2 separate regions of the Homo sapiens genome follow, and region 1 is linked to region 2. The links are chromatin contacts, found by Hi-C or POLR2A ChIA-PET in ENCODE. All regions are on one chromosome and are shown on one strand. Each heading gives the region's core, a stretch centred on a gene start or an enhancer-like site at or near the end of the contact. The rest is flanking DNA. Distances are from core to core; before and after follow the strand shown.

Region 1 (2,700 bases), core at 158-2,657, 45 kb before region 2:
ATGTGCACCTAGGTTGATTCCATGTCTTTGATACTGTGAATAGCGTGGCAGTAAACATACAAGTGTATATGTCTTTTTGGTATAATGATCTAGTTTCCTTTGGATATACACCCAGTAATGAGATTTATGGGCTGAATGGTAGCTCTGTTTTAAGTTGAGAAATCTCCAAACTGCTTTCTACAATGACTGAACTAAGTTACATTTCCCCCACCGGTGTATAAGCATTCCCTTTTCTCCATAGCCTCACCAGCATCTGTTATTTTTTGACTTTTGATAATAGCATTCTGACTGGTGTGAGACAGTATCTCGTCGTGGCTTTGATTTGCATTTCTCTGATGATTAGTGATAATAAGCATTTTTTCTTGTTTGTTGGCTGCTTGTATGTCTTCTTTTAAGAGGTGTCTGTTCATGCCCTTTGCCCATTTTTTAATGGAGTTATTGTTTTTTTGCCTCTTGATTTAAGTTCCTTATAGATTCTGGATATTAGACCTTTGTTGGATGCACAGTTTGCAAATATTTTCTCCCATTCGGTAGGTTGCTGTTTACTCTGTTGATTCTTTTGCCGTGCAGAAGCTCTTTAGTTTAATTAGTTCCCACTTGTCAATTTTTTGTTTTTGTTGCAATTGCTTTTGGGGACTTAGCCAAAAATCCTTTGCCAAGGCTAGTGTCAAGAGGGGTTTTTCCTGTGTTTTCTTCTAGGATTTTTACAGTTTGAGGTCTTAGATTTCGATTTAATCCATCTTGAGTTAATTTTTGTATATGGTGAAAGGTAAGGGTTCAGTTTCATTCTTCTGCATATGGCTAGCCAGCTATCCCAGCACCATTTATGAATAAGGAGTCCTTTACCCCATTGCTTGTTTTTGTTGGCCTTGAGCAAGAAATTTTTATCCTGATTTTACAGACAGGGAAACTGAGGCTCAGGGAATTTAAATCTGAGTTCATAAGTGTCAGAACTAAGAGCTGAACACAGAGTTGCCTTTGCCTCTCCCTAAAAACTGTGCTGTTTAACCATACAACTCAGTCTCAATGGTTTCTTACTTATATCCAGAAGTGTCTTTGACAACACTCTCAAGGCTTATTAGGGAGATGACTGTGCTGATGGCTCTTCGTGACTCTTAAAGATTAATGCTGTGCCTGAACATGCTAACACCATCCTCAGAAGCCCCTTTTCCTATCTTCAGATATCAACTCTTTCCCCTTCTATAATCACTGATACCAATAACCCACAGCTTCTCGTCCTTTGCCAAATCTGTATGAACTGCCACCAGTCCTGTTTATAGCTTCTGATTCGTGGGAGACCAGGCATTTCCTGCATGGTGGGAGCCTGAGGCCACGGTGGGAGAGGGGGCGGTAAAAGATGCCTTTCCTTCCCGGATGACTCAGAGCCAATGACTGTGCCGGAGCCCAGACAGCAGAAGCCTGTGCCCTTGGCGTCACCACAGGACCGCTTCCTATCTCAGTGAGGGAAGTGGCTGAAAGAGCCAGTGTGAGGGAAGAGGAAGGAAGGAGGCAGAGGGTCTGTTACCAGTCCTCATCCCTGCCTTCCATTCCCGCTTCTCTCTTGTCCCTTGCCCCAGACCCACCCCCGTGCTGGATTTTAATGCACAGACTTGCCTTTCTCAGATTCAAGCCTGACTCTGCCCTAGCACCCCCAAAAGACGCCACAGCCCATCAAGTTCCTCCCTGTGAGAGACATCGAGGCCTCTTGGTGTTGGCCAGAGATAAATGCATCTTTATTCAGAGCCCTGTAAAATTACAAACTGGTTTGCTTTATTACTTGTCAGCTGGTCCTTCCTTGCCATCCCTGGTGAGTGAAAGACAGGCTAGCATGACTGCATCTCAGTGCAGGAAAATGCTACAAGAGCTTGTCCTTCAGGGAAGAAAATCTCCTGATGTCTATACAGAGCACTTACTGTCTCTATCACATGACAGACCTAAAAGATCAGGATCTTTCGTGGGTCTATGTTTGTCGGTATTTTTAATATGCATGAGATTGCCCAAAGGGACTGTGAGATAACTTGGGGCAAGGACCACATTTCCTTCACCAAAGAGTATCAACATGATGCTAGATTTCCAGGCAGTGCCTCCTGACTTGAGATGCAGGCCTCCTGCGTGGAGCAAATGGATTCCAGACTCCAGTATACGGCTCCCCGTGGTGCAGGCTTCAGTTTCCCTCTCCCCAGCGGCCTCACTAACAGGGTGGCAGCTTAGCCAGTCCCTGGGCAGCTTCAACAGCTTTGATTAAATCTGGTCTGCTTCCAGTCCTGGAGATGCCAGAGAAATCACACTGATTACCCTAACAGACTGGATGAAACACTAAACACATACATTCTGCACAGCCTCAACAACTTCAGGAGAGAGAGAACCCAGACTCTGGGCAATGCCTGTCTGAATGACTCTTTCTGAATCACAGATCAGGGATCTGCCATCAGCCCTCACAGTGATTGTTCTGCAAGTCTGGCAGCCCTAAACTGATTCCTGCTTATTCTAAAATACAGTATTGAGCACTGGGCTGGCTTCGTGAGTGTGCGACCTGTGACCTGTGCAGTCATACAGAGGTCCTGTGCTTGTCTGAGAATTTTTTTGAGACACAGTCTCACTCTGTTGCCCAGGCTGCCTCCCAGGCTTAAAAGCAAGCCTCCCACCTCAGCCTCCCAAGTAGCTGGGACTACAGGCACACACCACCATGCCCAACTAATT
Region 2 (2,700 bases), core at 70-2,569:
TGATGGCAAGAAATAAAAGGCAAGGAATGAGATGGGAACCTTAGATGACTTTACAGGATTATTTCATTCAACCACTTCTAGGTACCCAGTTCCTCCTTCATCAGTTTCTTTCCCTTTCTTTTATTTTCTTTCTTTCTTCTTCCTGCATCAATTTCTCTCCCTTTTTCTTTTCCCTCCTTCTCCCTCTCCCTTCCTTTCCTTCTCTCTCTCTTCCCTTCCTTTCTTCCCTCTTTCCTTCCTTCCTTTTTGTTTAGAGACAGAGGTCTCACTCTGTTGCCCAGCGTGAAGTACAGTGGCATGATCATAGCTCACTGCAGCCTCAAACTCCTAGACTCAGGGGATCCTACTGCCCCAGCCTCCTGGGTAACTGGGACTACAGGCACACATTACCACATCCAGCTAATTTATTTTATTTTTTTATAGAGACAGGGTCTCACTTTGTTGCTCAGGATAGTCTAGAACTCCTGGCTTCAAGTGATCCTCCTGCCTTGGCCTCCTAAAATGTTGAGAATATAAGCATGAGCCACCATACCTGGTCAAATTTCTTTTAGAGGAAAAAAAACCTATGCCTTGCTGTAAATGAACATTTCTTCTGAATGTACAATATGTGCTAACTAACTTTAGAGGGATACAACATGAAGTTTGAGAAAGTATATTTTCCAAAAGGATTGAAATGTATAGATGCACTTGCTCAGTGATAGGTAATACTTTAAAATATGTATTAGGATAACTATAGGATTTCCAGGGGCTTTTTGTTTATTTGCTTTATTTTTGCTCTTTGTAGCAGAAGTACAAATGGCAGACTCTACAAGGTCTTCAAAGAATGTTTTCTGGGTAATTCTGAGATCAATGTAAAAACACCTGGGAGCTACAGGTGCTTGGGGGTTACAGAAGAACATCTAAAAAAACACATCCTGGTGTTCTCACTCCTTGTGGTAATAAACTCTCAGGGGCTGGAGGACTAGGCTTACCCCCATGGCTACAGCTAGGTCTACAACTATTAACAGACATATGCGTGCAAAAAGACAAGGCCTGTCTCAGGGAGCTGACGGAGGGCCTGGCTGTACCTTCACAGCCCATGATGCATTAAATCCCTTCCATAAATGTTGACTGAGGGGCTCCAGCTTTCCTCCAACATTAGGAGGGCAGCGGGTCTCACCAGATTTACCCGTCATCCTTAGGGAAGCGGGGAATTGGTGGATCCGGACACAGCCAAAGAACTCCTGAGCACCAGGGGCCTCCGCTCCTGGGGCAGTGAGAGAGTGGCAGCCAGAGAGGTCTCTCCCTGCCCCTTCTCACATCATCATCTCTCTAGGTGGTGGACACTCATGCTTTCCTGGAAAACAGCGGAAGCAGCTGGCTCACCCAGGGTCGCACAATCAGGGCTTCATGGGGAAAACACCAAACACACACACACACACACACACACACACACACACACACACACACACAAATAACCCCTACATTAACCCCTATGGGCCTTGAGCTACAGCACACATTTTAGCAGCGCCACAGAAGGTGCCAAAGTGTTTCTATTGTCTCCGGCTGTTTTCTGCATATATTCATTATATTAAAACCACTGTCTCCTCTTTGGATATTAAATCTCGAGGGCAGGGACTCTATGACCACTTTCAGAATCCTCCAACTTGGAGTCTCGGTACTCCTTAATGAAAACTGCACATAAAAGAAACATTGCCATTGTTTAAAAGCCTGAGCTTCCCTTCCTAGGTCACTGGCTGGCCATCTGCTCTTTGGCCCAGAATTCCTGCTTTCCCTCTTCCTCCACACGCCCATTTGAACATCCTCTGGCATTTTATATTGCTATGTCTCATGGCCTATGGAACTAACGAGGCAAGGACTTCCCAAAAATGAAGGCGAAAAAGGAAGGAAGCGAACGATCTGGCCACGCGAGCACACTGCTCTTTATTGTTTGCTAGATTCCGTGCATTGTATCTGCGGGGTGGTCTGCTGGTCCCCAAGGTAAAAGCCAACTAATGTGTCAAATATGCATTACGATTTGTACCTTTTAGAGAAAGGTGGGATGGAGGTCATTCTTTCTGAATAAAGAGAAATTCCCTGAGATAGATTTGCATTGGTAGAAGAATAAAAACTTTACTTGCTTCAACCAAATTCCAAAATATGGCCATTCCATTCCTGAGTTTTGTTAGTCAACTCCACTCACAAGAGCCATGGAATCACTGCCAAATCTCAGTCTAGAGACCACGCACACAGTTTGACTAACTCGGGGGAAAGGAAAAGGATCACTCTAACAACAGTCACAGATAATATCTGGCCAAGATCAAATACAGGATCATTACCCAAGAAGACACTTGAAAATGGAATACAGCAATAAAAATGAGACAAGCTCTCTTACATAAGAGAGAAACTGATGTATTTGGGCAACTACAAAGATGACATTCGGAGGGCCTAGTAGGAAAAAATATTGATTTCTGAAGGAATGATTCACTCATCCAACATACTTTCCCTCTAATCACTACTTCCCAGACACTTCCTATGTAAACTTGGTATTACTAAAAACTCCAGGTCTAGACCTGACTTTACTGCTTTTTCATTTGTTCCATATAGAACTCTTCCATGGTCTCTCCTCAGATACCTGGGCAGCAGAAGGTTTAGTATCTTAACAGTGCTTTCCTCTTGATACTAAGATATCCTTTATTTTATTCTGATTTGTAGTATGAG

What was found. A loop is a pair of places that touch in the nucleus more often than their neighbours do. ChIA-PET counts read pairs that join two places held with the same protein, here RNA polymerase II (POLR2A). Pooled maps may share reads with other maps.
Region 1: a map of endothelial cell of umbilical vein shows a loop between it and region 2 (2.9-fold over the local background). The contact joins two enhancer-like sites. A Hi-C loop is called at or near these places in 16 of 168 maps with a recorded cell type or tissue (B cell, CD14-positive monocyte, Caco-2 and 7 more), 2 of 37 single-sample maps with no recorded cell type and 7 of 50 pooled maps. POLR2A ChIA-PET finds 5 or more read pairs at or near these places in 5 of 52 experiments (A673, BJ, H1 and 2 more).

Annotation. Positions count from the first base shown.
Region 1 is chr12:11,718,623-11,721,322 of GRCh38, reverse strand. All of the region lies in intron 1 of ETV6 (ETS variant transcription factor 6), which reads right to left. LOC124902879 (a long non-coding RNA gene) reads right to left here. Exons shown (of 2, transcript XR_007063212.1): 2 at 1-2,264. Among named protein-coding and RNA genes, the nearest start is that of ETV6, 70 kb to the right of the region's middle. RefSeq lists enhancers at 964-1,113, 1,204-1,263. Within about 2 kb of position 1,407, at least 16 of the 41 ENCODE cell types and tissues checked have a DNase peak (open chromatin) inside an H3K27ac peak, as active enhancers do; they include CD14-positive monocyte, endothelial cell of umbilical vein, heart left ventricle and 1 more, where a contact is called at or near this core.
Region 2 is chr12:11,673,368-11,676,067 of GRCh38, reverse strand. All of the region lies in intron 1 of ETV6 (ETS variant transcription factor 6), which reads right to left. Among named protein-coding and RNA genes, the nearest start is that of ETV6, 25 kb to the right of the region's middle. Within about 2 kb of position 1,319, at least 11 of the 41 ENCODE cell types and tissues checked have a DNase peak (open chromatin) inside an H3K27ac peak, as active enhancers do; they include CD14-positive monocyte, endothelial cell of umbilical vein, heart left ventricle and 1 more, where a contact is called at or near this core.